3 separate regions of the Mus musculus genome follow, and all the other regions are linked to region 1. A link is a contact called in ENCODE Hi-C or POLR2A ChIA-PET data. All regions are on one chromosome and are shown on one strand. Each heading gives the region's core, a stretch centred on a gene start or an enhancer-like site at or near the end of the contact. The rest is flanking DNA. Distances are from core to core; before and after follow the strand shown.

Region 1 (4,228 bases), core at 505-3,004:
AGCACCGGGATTAAAGGTGTATGCCACCACACCTAGCGCCTCTCAACTTGAAACCCCTGAATACGAACTATATACATTGATCTAGTCAGATGGCACACAATTTTCATAGCAAATTTTTGTTTTAAATCCAGATTCCACACAGAACTCACTAAGTTAAACTGGAAAACATTAAAGCCACAAGAGGCCCTGCACCAGGTTAATAGCTCCAAGGCTATTTTCAGGTCTCTCTCCTCCAAGTGCAAAGCTTGGAAAGTGATGTCAGCAAGGTCAAGGGTCATATACTCTCTAAAGGCAAGATCATACAATAGTGAAGGACTCTTGCAATGGTTTACTACAATTGCTAAGGCTTTTAATCATTGGCTTCATCTTATTTTATCTTTCCATCTATTTTATCTTAGAAAATAGTTGGTTTTGCTATTTTCATATAACTATTCTTCCCCCCACCCCACCCCCGCCCCCACCCCAGAACCCTGGCCGTCCTGGAACTTGCTTGTACACCAGGCTGACCTAGAACTGACAGATTTGCCTGCCTGACTCCCAAGTGCTGCGATTAAAGGCATGTATCACTTACCACTGGTGACATAATTATTCTTCTTCAACTTTATCTAGATACCAGCATTAAATTGTAGTGGAATCCTTTAAAAAACAAAACGTCTCTAAATGATAGGGCTACAGGGTCTTCCTTAATTTCATTGTCAGCACAATCTTGTACAATACAGAATGAAAGGTACCCTCATTCTCTCTGTATAGAGTAACACTGAAACTGGGGAACTTAAGTAATTTCACTTACTCAAGCTCTCAGAAAAACTAGCATGCCAAGGTCTTTGGCCTATTAACTCCCCTCTCCCAGGAACCTGTCAGTTTATTACCAACGTACTTATATTCTTCTCCTCAACAAATTGTAACTAAGAGCCTAATAACCATCTACTACTTGCCTTGCCATTATTCTGAGTCTAGAAACGCGATGGGACACAAATACTGTTCAATAAATACACACTTCTGTCAGGGCCCCACTCAGTGCTAGGTTTGCTCAGTTGCACAAAAACTACGTCGGAGCCTTGAAGCACAACCCCTGCGGGACTGTCCTTTCTACTCCAGGAACTTCAGTAACAGAAGTGACTCATCTCTTTACCTTACCGGTTCTCAAATTAATAATCTGAGATGCCAACGGAAAAGAATGAATTACACCGACCTCTCTCCACGCCTACACTCAAAGTTACTTAAATGTCAAAGCGCGGTAGTAAAACACAAAAGAAGTGAGACTGAAACAGCTCTCCTCTACGGGAGACTGCAGCCACCCCCAGGCCCCGGCAGGTCGCTTCCGTCTCCGTCCGGGATTGCAGAGACACCGGAGAGAAGCCCCGGGAGCGCGGCCAGCGGCGTCCAGACCCGACCCCGGCTCGGCGGAGGTCTTGGGCTACCGGCTCCCGCGCGTCCCTACCTGCGCACACACCTGGCCGCCCACGGGACCGCGGAGGCCTGGCCCGAACCCGCCGCAGGTCAGCTTCCGCCCCCGAGAGCGCCGGCGGCCGGGCTCCCGGCTCCCGAGGCCCGGGCCGCTCGGAGGCCCGAGCGGGAGGCGACAAGGCCCAGAGGCGGAGGACCGGAGGGGCGCGGGGTGGGCGGCTACCTGCGAGCAGAAGTACGAGCCCTGGATGCCCAGCTTGATGCAGGTGGGACACTGGAGCTTGGCCTCGCTGCTGCAGCCGTCCGTCTCGCACACCCGCGTCTCCACCGCCGCCATGCTGCCTGGCTGCCGGAGGAGGGAGGAACCGCCACAGGGCGGGGAGAGGGACCCAGCCGGGGAGGAGCTCCGATGGCAGGCCTAGGCGCCGGACCGGGAGGACCAGGGCCCGCCCCTACGCAGCGCGCCCCCGCCCCCCTCCGCGCACGCGCGGCCAGGGCCCCGCCCCTTAGCGCGCGCTCACCTGCTGCCCCGCCCCTCCCTCCGGTTCGGCCGACCCCCCGCCCTGACAGCCACGCCCTCTCCGCGCACGCGTAGTGGCGACCCGCCCGGCAGCCTTTACGCCGCCTCCCCTGCCCCGCCCCAAGGCTTGCGGTGGCGGCGACGCCACGTGGGGTCAGCGGAGATCCTACACCCCATGACGTTGGGACCCCGAGCGTGAAATTCTTGAGCCTTCGGTGTTTCATTCACTCGCAGGTGGTTGGGAAGGGCGTGGATTCCTCAGTTTGGTTCGCCGGGAGCTTCTTGGGGACTAATTCCCTTTTCTGAGTTCCGCTTCTCTCTGCCAGTGTTCTCCTCAAAATAAAAAAGAAAGAAAAAATTACGCTCATTCTTAAAAAAATATCAATGGACCGAGATGGGACTGAAATACGCTCTTCCTCATGTCTTTCCACACCCCGCTATTGAAATACATAGCGCTAGTAGCTGCCAGATAGTTCAATATCGATGATTTAAAATATATATATATTATCTGATTTTATAGTTTGAGCGAATTCCACCAATCAAGAATTGAGGGGGGTTAGCCGGGTAGTGGTAGCGCATGCCAAACTTTAAACCTAGCACTCAGATCTAGAGGCAGGCAGATCTCTCTGAGTTGGAGGCCAGCCTGGTCTACAGAGTAAGTTCTTGGATAGCCAGGGTTACCCATAGAAACCCTGTCTCAGAAAACAAACCAAAAGAGAAAAGAAAAGAAATGCGAGAATTAAAAGGCTCTAGAGTTTATCAGATACAACCCGGTAGCCTAAATCTTTCAAACACATAATCAGTAGACAACAACTGCCGTTTTCTATTTTTTTTTTTTGTTTGTTTGTTGCTAGAGGAATGCTGTGACTTTTAAAAAAATCTTTTCCACCTTAATACACCAGAAAAGCTCATGTTTTCTTGAATAACTTTTCCTGTATAACCAACCACTGTAAACTTTTAATAAAAATGTATACATTTAAGAAAATTAGTGACTGCATATGTGTATATGTTTGTATATGACATCTAACTGTATAAATCCCAGCTTCCTAAACTGTGGCTCTCAACTTCTAAATATGGAGTAACAAAATTTTTGGCAATAGTAAGCAGTTTTTGACAGCCTAACAACCAAAAGTTATTTCAGAATTAAACGCAACACTCAGCATGTGCATTGGACTTCTCTGCAGTCTGATCCTGCATCCACTGCACGTACACTCTGTATTGCGGGTGCTGTCACATAGGCAGTGACAAACACATCCTGGTTTCTTTACAGAAGACAGAGACATCTAGTATTCTTCTGTCATTCTTCATTATGTATCCAATCAGGTTGTCTTTGGATTGAGTTAGCCTCAATAGCAGCAATCCTATAGTGGCTAGAACTCTGCATAGAGAATTGAATATTTGCGTCCAGGCATTGCTGTTTTGAGTTACTGACTTTAATTTCATTTTGAAAAAGTTATTAAGTGGTCTTTGGTTTGGATTGAACAGAATTTCCAACAATTTTTTAAACAGACAAAAAGAGACTTCTGCTATTTGAACCATGAGAAACAGCGTTCTCAACATTGACAACTATAAATCAAGATACTAATCAAACCGGGCGTGGTGGCACACGCCTTTAATCCCAGCACTCAGGAGGCAGAGGCAGGCGGATCTCTGAGTTTGAGGCCAGCCTGGTCTACAGAGTGAGTTCCAGGACAGTCAGGGCTACACAGAGGAACCCTGTCTCGAAAAACCAAAAAAAAAAAAAAAAAGATACTAATCAACTATGAAAAACTAAAGATACTTTATGACCTATAGTGTCAAATATTCTACCAAGCTTCCTTCCCTCTCCCCCACTCTCTTCTCTCTCTCTCTCTCTCTCTCTCCCCCCCCCCCATTGTTGTTCTTTGGTTTTTCTAGACAGGGTTTCCTCTCTGTAGTCCTGGTCCTGGCTGTCCTGTAACTTGCTCTGTAGACCAGGTTGGCCTCCAACTCACAGAGATCCACTTCTGCCTCCTGAGTGCTGGGATTAAAGGCAAGAGCTACTACACCCAGTTCTAGATTTCTTTATGTAGAATAAACAAGCACACATGTCTCAATAGAGCAAATTTGCTCTTATCTTTAATAAAAGGTATTATGTTAAATTTTTCTAGGGGCTGGAGAGATGGCTCAGCACTTAAGAGAGCTTCCTGCTCTTGCAGAGGACCTGAGTTCAGTTCTCAGCACCTGTGTCAGGTAGCTCACAACCACTGTGACTGTAGCCCCTGGGGGTCCTTCTCCCTCTTCTGCTGCCCATGGTCATCTGTACACACACAGATACTCACA
Region 2 (4,501 bases), core at 429-2,928, 590 kb after region 1:
AAAATACCGATTCAACATTTTGAACGTTTAGTTAAAATGAGCTTTAACTAAATCTCACCTTTAAAAAACTGAGACTTGTTTCTACACCAAACCTGTAAGTGTAATTAAAAACTTTCCAACACGCAGATTTTAATCTGTAATCTGGATTAGTATTCTTTTAAAATTCTATAAAGGGACGAACAAATGGGATACCGATTTTTTTTTTTTTTTTTATAGAAATGTTCCGACTGTCAGTGATACTCACTTGGAAGACAAACAAGTGAAAATAAAATTCAGGGGCATGGGTGTTTTGTTCTGCTTTGTTTCATTAAAACCACCTCCTTCTCCCCCAACGGTCCTCTTCCTACTAAATGACAAAGATCTGACTCAAAGCTAAGAGTATTTGGTCTTCCGGGAAAGGCTACCACATCATTTCTAGGATTCTGATACTTCCTGGAGGGTTCTGTATTGCCATGATCTAACTCTAAGCATTGAGCACTGTGTTGACAGATGAAAGGACCACACTCATAAATAACTTGCCCAGAAGGAGTGGGCAAAGTCCGTGTGGAGGGACGCCGAAGAAGCCAGTTTTTAAAAGGGGAAATTACGATAGACGCAAATTATGGAATAGAAGCAAACTGGGGAACGTGTACTGGACAGATGATCTAAGTTGTTACTATCAAAGGAAACTTTTCGCCCTTAATTACAGAAGAGATTTGTATCCGGTGCTTTTGTAATTATGCACAGGTAGGCAATATCTGAGGAGAATCTCACGTTCAAACATAAACAGTTTTATAAAACATTTGCATTGAAGTATCCATTCTTTTAGGATTAACTATAAGTACAATGGAACTAGAATCAGATTATACAGATTTAGGCAGGGGCAGCTGGGGCAGAACAGGCAGCATGTAAATTCCTTAACAATGTGTTACAGGGCACAGTTTCCAGCTACAGGAGAAATCCAGAAAACCGCTTGAGGACCGGAACTGTGCACGCCGTAGTCTCCCAACACTAATTCAACAGCTAGCGGCTCCCGCCAGCCTCGCGCTGCCCACGGCGGCGGCGGGCGAGTCGCCACCTCCACCTTGGAGACTGTCCGCTCGGCACTCGGCTGGCCATCGCCCTCCCAAACTACTTGCCGGCTCTCCCCGCACCGGCGCCGGCCGTCGGCAGGCCGGGGAGGGAGCGATCGCGCCCACGGGAAGGAAGTTCCGCCAAGTGGTCGGGCTCGCCGTGGGACCGAGCCTGCAGCACCGCGGCCTCCCAGCCCCGGGGACGCCCCGCGCGGCCCGGTGCCGGCAGGAAGCGTGGAGGAGGGGAGGCGAGCGCGGAGCCCGCCGCCGACCCCACCCCGTGCGCGACCCCGCCGGCCCGGCCGCCCTCGTGCGCCCGCCTTCCCCCTGGGAGGGCCGCCGCCCCGCACCTCGCGGACCCGGGGACCCCGGCAAGTTTGCAGGAGAGATGCACTGCCACCCTGCAGCACGCCGAGGGGGAGAAAAGAAAATGTCAGGCGATGACGGCCGGCAGGACTCACCCATGTTCCTCCCACAGAGTGAGGACCGGCAGGGCGAGGCGAAGGGTTCGGGTGCGGGCGGCGCGGCTCAGCGGCGGCGGCGTCCTCCCTCTACCTCCGCGTCTCCCGCAGCCAGGGAGGGACCCGCGGGGGGCGGCCGCCGGGGAGGAGCAGCGGCTGCGGCTGCGGGCGGCGCGGCCGCGGCGGGGACGAGCGGCGGGGGGCGGGGCGGGGCGGGGCGGGGCGGCCGGGCGCAGCCTGCGGCGGGCGCGGCTGCGAGCGAGCGAGCGAGCGAACGTGCGGGCGGGCGGGCGGGCGGGCTGGCGCGGAGGCGCCGAGCCGTCCTGAGGAGCGCCCTCCCGACGCGCGGCCGAGCGCCCCGCCCTCTCCGCCGAGCGCCCCGCCCTCTCCGCCGAGCATGCTCAGTGCGGCCAGTGCTGCCTCCTGCCCACGGCCGGCGAGGCTTAGCCCGCCGGGGGCTGTGCGTCTACAGACCGGAGCGGTACAGCTCGGTGGCTGTTGCTCGAGGGGCGGAAGCAGGGCTCAGATCTCCGGGCTGCTGGGACGGAGCCTCCCGGGAGGAAGTCTCAGCCCGGAGCGTGCCTGGCAGCGCACGCCCCAGGCGAGCATGTGCGGGGTGGCGGAGCAGGAGGACGTAGATGTCCGCGGGCGCGTCCCCAGGGCGCATCAGGCTGTCCTGCGGGGCTGGCGGGAAAGCCGGTCCAGCGGAGAGCGGTCGCAAGGTCACCCTCGGCGAGCCAGTGCCTAAAGCCCTTTAACCCGTCGGGCGGGACCCTACAGGCTGTGTCCGCCGCACTCCGGCTGTGCCAGGGAGGAAAGACGTGCTGAGATCAGAAACACTGAAAGTCCACCTACGGGCGGGGGTAACTCGGTGGATGACGAGCCGCCCGGGGACTGTGACCGAAATGCTCCCACATGCTCTCGCGGGGCTCGGGGTCCCAGACTGGGCTCTGCACCAAGAAGAGGCAGTAGGATTTCTCTGTGTAGCCCTGGCAGTCCTGGAACTCACTTTGTAGACCAGCTGGCCTGGAACTCAGAAATCCGCCTGTGAAAAACCAAAAAAATAAATAATAATAATAACGTAAAATAAAAGAAGGAGGGGGAGAAGGAAGAAGAAGAGACAGTAGGAGACCTGCACGTGTCCTGACCCCTGCCTGCCTGGACTTTATCCCAGGCCTGTGGCGATCTGTAGGAAGAGGAGCTGCAACTCTTGCTGCCAGAAGGGGCTGTTTCTTCATCTGTGACTCTCACAGACCAGTCGCTAATATTACAGGCACAGATCACAAGAGCATCTCGATATGTTAGGTACTGGGATTTTATGTGATTTTTTCTGAAATAAAAATGCAACATAATTAAAGACAGGTGTGATCTATTTACAGCAGCTCAGGCATAGACTGATACAGATGTTAAACACCCGTTCTTGGAAGAAAACTACTCTTCCTGTTTGCCTATAATTCATCTTGCAGAAGGCTGTTAGGATTGTTGTAATAATCTCTATACACAGGGTTCAAACAAAATTACTGAGCATCTGGGGCCCAGAAGACAAACCAGGGCAGGACCACACATCTTCTGAGGGTACCTCTTCCTTGCCTTGTAGCAATATGACTCTAGCTTTCACATATTTTCCCTACGTGCTTATGTGTCCAGTTTTCCCTTATTTATAAGGACACTGGTCATGAAGATCGGGAAGGCCACTCCCAATCTTGACTCTGGTGTCTGCAATGACCTGATTTCTGAACAAGGTCACATTCCGATGTCTTAGGGATTTCTGCTCGATGGCTGGGCACAGTTCAGTCAGTAAGACCACCCCCCCCCCCAAGTCTACAAACATGCACGTGCCTTGTTCTGCTTCTTTTTCCCAAATGTTTGCAAAAGACCATGCTAGGTCTTTCTATTGCTTCACATGGTTGATCTCTCTCTCTCTCTTTCCTTAATTTTCACAAATGTCTTCTACATTCTCTGTTTCAAGTTGCTTTAAGTTTCCTGTTACTTCCTTTGCTAATTACATATCACAATAATTTCAGGGTATGTCTAGCTTTCATTTGCATGTATGCATTGAAATTGGAAAGGCAGCTGGGTTTTTGTCCTCCCACCTGGCATTAGTTTAAGCATCATTTGTGCTCCTCTTGCATCCACAAGCCACCCCTTCGACTTTCTCACCAATTAAAGGCACAGTGCAGGGCAATCATGATGATCATGTTGAACTCCAATACATTGACATAACTATAGTGAGACTCTTTTGGACTATACCTAGAAGTGGCTCATTTAAGGAATGATGTAATGCCTCTTGGGTTGTTTTGTTTTGTTTTGTTTTGTTTTGTTTTTGAAGTGTGGTCTTGCTATATATAGTCCTGGCTGGCCTACTCACTGTGTAGCCCAAATGATCTCACAAACATATCAGTTCTCCTGTGGCCTCTCCAATGATAGGATTAAGGAATGTGCCAACATACACAATTCTTTCTTCTCCTTTTATAGGAATATAATGATTTTTAAAATATTTTTGTCTAAAACAGTTATTCTCAACCTATGGGTCATGGCCCTTGGTGGGGGGAGGGGGGGTTGTCAAATGACCCTGTAACAGGGGTCACCTAAGACCATCAGAAAACACAGGTATTTAATTTATGATTTGTAACAGTAATAAAATTATGAAGTAGCAACAAAATTATTTTATGATTAGGGGGTCACCATGAGGGCCTATATACAACATGAGGAACTGTTTTAATGGGTGGCAGCATTAGGAAGGCTGAGAACCTCTGAGTTCAAAGTTACCTGTGTGAGGAGCCCTTCTATACCATTTCATCCAGACTCTGTACACCCACTTTATATCCACACCTCTGTACTTTATGTCTCTTCAATATTATCACTAGAATGGCGTGTATTTTGCCCTTTAGCGATCACGTTTAAGCATCCATCCTGAAAGACGGTAATTTTTGCCTTTCCTTTTTGGCTGTTAGATCACCAGTGCTGAGAACAGAGCTAACAGAGCAA
Region 3 (4,723 bases), core at 1,398-3,897, 620 kb before region 1:
CTAAGAGCTTATATCCTAAGCCTTTAATCCCAGCACTTGGGAGGCAGAGGCAGGTGGATTTCCAAGTTCGAGGACAGCCTGGTCTACAGAGTGAGCTCCAGGACAGCCAGGGCTATACAGAGAAACCCTGTCTCAAAAAAAAAAAAAAAAAAAAAAAAAAAAAAAAAAAAGCTTATATCCTGATCTACAGTCTACAGGCACACACAGGCGAGATTGAGCCTGGCTTAACAGTTTTAAACCTTAAAGTGATCTCCTGTTGCATGCTTCCTCCAACAAGGCCACACCTACCAGTCCTTCCCAATCAGTTCTACTAAGGCCCAAACATTCAAATATTATGAGCCTATAGGGCTATTTTCTCTCAAATCACCACACTTTCCTTATTCTCCTTATAGGATAGTTGTTTGTTGAGTATATGCTGATTGTCAAGCACATGTTACCATGTAATCTGCATAAGGTTTTCCTAAATCCTTTAAGGGCTATGTGAAAAAGGTGGGGTGGGGCTTGAGCTTTCAAAGGTTACTAACCTTTCTGAAAAGCATGGTAGTGTGCACCTATAAGCTCAGCATATACAATGCAGAGGCAGGAGAATCACAAGTTTGAGCTCAACGTTATCTATATAGAAAATCCCAGGCTAGCCTGGGCTACAGAATTAAGATCATGTTTCAAAAATAAGAATAAAAAACATTTTAAAAGGCACAAGCAGAAAGGGTTGAGAACTAAGATTACAGTGAGGAGGCGCCACAGAACTCACATGTACTTGCTAGTTTATTCTTGCTACCACTCTTCAGTGAAGAAAAGTCAACCTTTTAGTTGGATTCCATGGGAAAAAGCTCACACAGAATTCTCTAGAGAATGGACGTATGTTATGAGGTAAATATCAAGAAATCCCATCAGAAGCCAGGGATAGCCTACTGGGCTTGGCTTTATACTTGGTTTTTTTTTTTGAAGACAGGGCCTCAGTCTGTAGCTGTAGATGGCTTGGAACTCACTGTGTAGACCGTGTGGGCCTTGAAGTCACAAAGATCTGCCTGCCTCTGCCTCTCAAGGGCTGGTATTAAGGATGTAGGTTGCCACCATCACAGCAGGCCAGTCCTTAGGTGTCTGAAATGCCATCGTTGTAGAGTTGACTAGCATTCTGCTTATGACTCTTCTGATGCAGCCTTCTAGGTGCTGGGATGTCAGGAGCCTCAGTTGTTTTCGGCATGTGATGACATCATTACAATTCCTTAGTTCCAATAAGCCTCGGAATCAATATTGTTTGGAGTCTCTCCTCTAGCATTAATGTCCTGGTATCAGAGAGTTCCTCTAATTTCATAAAATCTCCCAAACTTAAGTACTAATAATGTGGAGTTTACGCTTCAATATTCTCTTCATATTACTATTCAATTATGTAAAAAGTATAAACCGGTGATATAACTCGACGGGTGCTAGCTGTGTGAGAGTTGACTACCTGATACCTGAGTTTATCTCTGGAACCCTGGAAAGAGAGCACTCACTCAAGTTGTCATCCGATTTCCACAACTATAGTAATGAGGTGAGCACCCGCGCCCACCCACATGGCCACACAATCATGTTTAATTGAAAAGTGCTACGTATTAATATAAATGCGAAATTCGCAAGACTCAGATAATTATGGTCTCCAAGCAGCGAGTGATAAATGCAGGTGCTGTAGATCTACTAACTGCACGTCTAAGTGGCTGGCATCAGGACAGTACCGTGTGTACAAGTCTATTTTTTTTTTTAAGCCCAGCATTTGTAACTGATTACATGAACCATCTGTAACTGCTTGTGAATCATGTTACAGTTACCCCACTGACATTTACCAACATTTGTCATGTGGCAAAATGTTTTAGTGTAGGAAAGCTGACACATAATAGCTTTAATGTTTCAACAAATCAACTTTAGACACTAGGCTATAGGTGCATCCCATTGATGCGAAGTCTTCGCAAAAATATGGCCGGTGACTTCATTATAAAAAACCGCTTCATCCCAAGCTTCCTGTGTGTAGACAAAATTACTTGTTATCCCCACGGTAACTTGGCTCCACTGTTGTTATGAGACAGGATGAGGGGGGTGAGGGGTAACAAGAGGTGAGGACAGAAGTGGAGGAAGATGAAAAAACTACCGGGGGTGGGGTAGGTGACACTTTTATCAGGGAAGTGGTTCACCAAGTAGAGGCCGAGCTGAGCTCTTCTTGCCGGACGCCTTCGAGCCACCTGTCAGAAGGCAGGACTCTGAAGGAAACCGAGATCTGCGGACACGAAAGGCCAGGCCAGAGGGCAACCGAGAGGCGCCGGTTGTCAGCGAGGGGGCCAGGCTAGACCGGGAGGGAAGCTCACGTGGTCTCCGGAGCACCGCGGGGGAGTGGAGGGGGGGAGGCTGCAGCGGGGAGGACGCCAGCGCGCGCTCCTCCCCAGCCTTCCAGCTCCTCCCTCCAGGCACGTGACACCACCGTCCACTCGCTCGGTGGCGCAGCGCTCTGTTGCTGCCCTCCCGCCGCGGCGCCCCTTCTTCTCCCGGTCCTCGTCCCGCCGCATCTCCTCCCCCCCTAACTCATCCCCCACGCGCCAATCATCGCTCGAGCTCCCGAGCGCCCGCCCCGCCACTCCGCTGTGCGTTCTCCCATTGGCTGGAGCCTCAAGGACGCGTCCCGAGGGCGGGAGGCAACCATTGGTGGGCCGAACCGGCCGAGTTCCCGGATGAGGGAACATTCTGCAGTATAAAGGGCGCGAGGAAGGCGGGAGACGGCGCAGTTTGAATCGCGGTCCGACGGAGGAGTGGGCGCTGGGATCTCGCTGAGCGTCCGCCTGGCCTCGTCTCTTCCTCGCTCGTCGGAGCTTCAGCACGGTCCGAGATGGTAACGTGAAGAGTGACGGCGGGCGGCCGCGGGCTGCAGGCTCCGAGCGGGCGGGGCCGCCGTCCCCGGGGCTGGGAGAGGCGGCGGCGGCGGCGAGTGGGAGCGTGCGGGGACGGGGTCGGGACGAGCGGAGGGGAGGTGTTTTCGGAGCCCCGGAGCTCCAGGCGGGAGGCGACGGTTGGGGGGGCGCGCACGGCGCGGCTGGGAGCCGGCGCGGGGGCGCGCAGCCGCGGCGGGCTCGCGGCAGGGGTCGGCGGGGGAGAAGGGCGGGCGGGGGGCGAGCGGCGGCCCGGGGTCCCCGGCGGGGCGGGCGGCGGGCGGCCGAGCGCGCGCTCGCTCGCCTCCAGGACGCGCTGTGGTGGGGGAGGGGCGCGCCGCCTTGGTAATTCTATCTTCTCCGTCCCTCCCGGGCTCGCGGGCGTCGGCGGCGCCGCAGGCTGGCGGTAAGGCTGGAAAGGACTCCGGAAAGGCCAAGACAAAGGCGGTTTCCCGCTCGCAGCGAGCCGGCTTGCAGGTGGGTAGCAACTGCCGCAGTCGGGTGACCGGGCCTTTATGTTTGCACCCCCCTTGCTTGTTTGTCTGCACCCTCCATGGGTGTTCCATCTTAGCATGAGTGATGTGTCGCGACTTGGCCCTGCGGAGACAGTGAATACTGGGGTTTGGGGAGGGGGGGCGTCGGATCACATGTGTGTTAACTGGCGGGGCGCGTTGGTGCACCACCACCGTCCTTGGCTTTGGCGCGCACATCTTATCTTAACGAATTTCCTATCTTTGTGCATTTTTTTTCTTGTTTGTTCGTTTGTTTGTGTGCATAAAAATCAAGTTCCCTGTGGGCCGTATTCATCGACACCTGAAATCTAGGACAACCAGCCACGGACGTGTGGGCGCGACCGCCGCTGTGTACAGCGCAGCCATCCTGGAGTACCTCACCGCAGAGGTAAGCGGGAGTACGCCTGTGATCTGGAAAAGCTCTGGGGGGGCGGGGGAAAGTGGCGAGAGAGGAGGAAAGTGATGCAAGAAAACTCGCAGGCCCTAAGAGCGGCGCGCAGACCGAGGGAGCGCTAGAGGGAGCTCGCGTTCAGCCGAGGAGGCTGCTGGGCCAGAGTGTGCTGCTCCTGCAAATGCAATTGCGTGCCCCTTCGGGGTTTTTTGGGTGGTTTTTTTTTTTTTTTTGCATAATTCTGCATAATTTTATCATTCAGGTAGTAGGGAATGACAACAGTTGGTAAATAACACCATTGAGGTTCAAAGATCTTGATTGAAAGTAAGTTGGAATATTGATCATCAGATTTTTATTTATTTTTTGCCTTTTAGGTACTTGAGTTGGCAGGAAATGCGTCAAAAGACTTAAAGGTAAAGCGTATCACCCCTCGTCACTTGCAGCTTGCTATACGTGGAGATGAAGAATTGGATTCTCTGATCAAAGCTACCATTGCTGGTGGTGGTATGTCATCCCTAAACTCCTAACATTCTATTTAAGAAGAAAATTCCTACACTCCCATTGTTTCTAGAAGAGATTTCAGTACAGGGTGCTTTCATGGGGTTTGGCTTTCCACTTAGTTTTTGCTAAGATCATTGTTCATCCCTCAAGTTTTCACTTTGTATATGAATTTTACCTGCTTTGAGTTCATGTATTGTTTTTTTAAATGTTTATCCAGAAGGTAGACTTAATCTGTGTCCCTCTCCTAGGTGTCATCCCACACATCCACAAATCGCTGATCGGGAAGAAAGGACAACAGAAGACTGTTTAAGGATGCCTGGATTCCTTATTATCTCAGGACTCTAAATATTCCTAACAGCTGTCCAGTGTTGGTGATTCCAGTGGACTGTATCTCTGTGAAAAACACAATTTTGCCTTTTTGTAAT

Evidence for each region. A loop is a pair of places that touch in the nucleus more often than their neighbours do. ChIA-PET counts read pairs that join two places held with the same protein, here RNA polymerase II (POLR2A).
Region 2: a map of heart shows a loop between it and region 1 (10-fold over the local background). The contact joins the promoter of Rap1gds1 here to the promoter of Metap1 in region 1. A Hi-C loop is called at or near these places in 6 of 37 maps with a recorded cell type or tissue (heart and left cerebral cortex). POLR2A ChIA-PET finds 5 or more read pairs at or near these places in 1 of 5 experiments (embryonic stem cell).
Region 3: POLR2A ChIA-PET joins it to region 1 with 10 read pairs in embryonic stem cell. The contact joins the promoter of H2az1 here to the promoter of Metap1 in region 1. POLR2A ChIA-PET finds 5 or more read pairs at or near these places in 2 of 5 experiments (Patski and embryonic stem cell).

What each region holds. Positions count from the first base shown.
Region 1 is chr3:138,487,628-138,491,855 of GRCm38, forward strand. Metap1 (methionyl aminopeptidase 1) reads right to left here and starts at 1,755. Exons shown (of 11, transcript NM_175224.4): 1 at 1,631-1,755. The coding sequence starts at 1,744. Gm32553 (a long non-coding RNA gene) reads right to left here and starts at 434. Exons shown (of 2, transcript XR_001784010.2): 1 at 1-434.
Region 2 is chr3:139,073,523-139,078,023 of GRCm38, forward strand. Rap1gds1 (RAP1, GTP-GDP dissociation stimulator 1) reads right to left here and starts at 1,679. Exons shown (of 15, transcript NM_001040690.2): 1 at 1,514-1,679. The coding sequence starts at 1,517.
Region 3 is chr3:137,861,840-137,866,562 of GRCm38, forward strand. It overlaps H2az1 (H2A.Z variant histone 1), which reads left to right and starts at 2,648. Exons shown (of 5, transcript NM_016750.3): 1 at 2,648-2,857; 2 at 3,294-3,371; 3 at 3,681-3,794; 4 at 4,172-4,301; 5 at 4,547-4,723. The coding sequence starts at 2,855. The coding sequence ends at 4,608. Gm43403 (predicted gene 43403) reads right to left here and starts at 2,487. Exons shown (of 2, transcript NR_169184.1): 1 at 2,126-2,487; 2 at 1,848-1,998.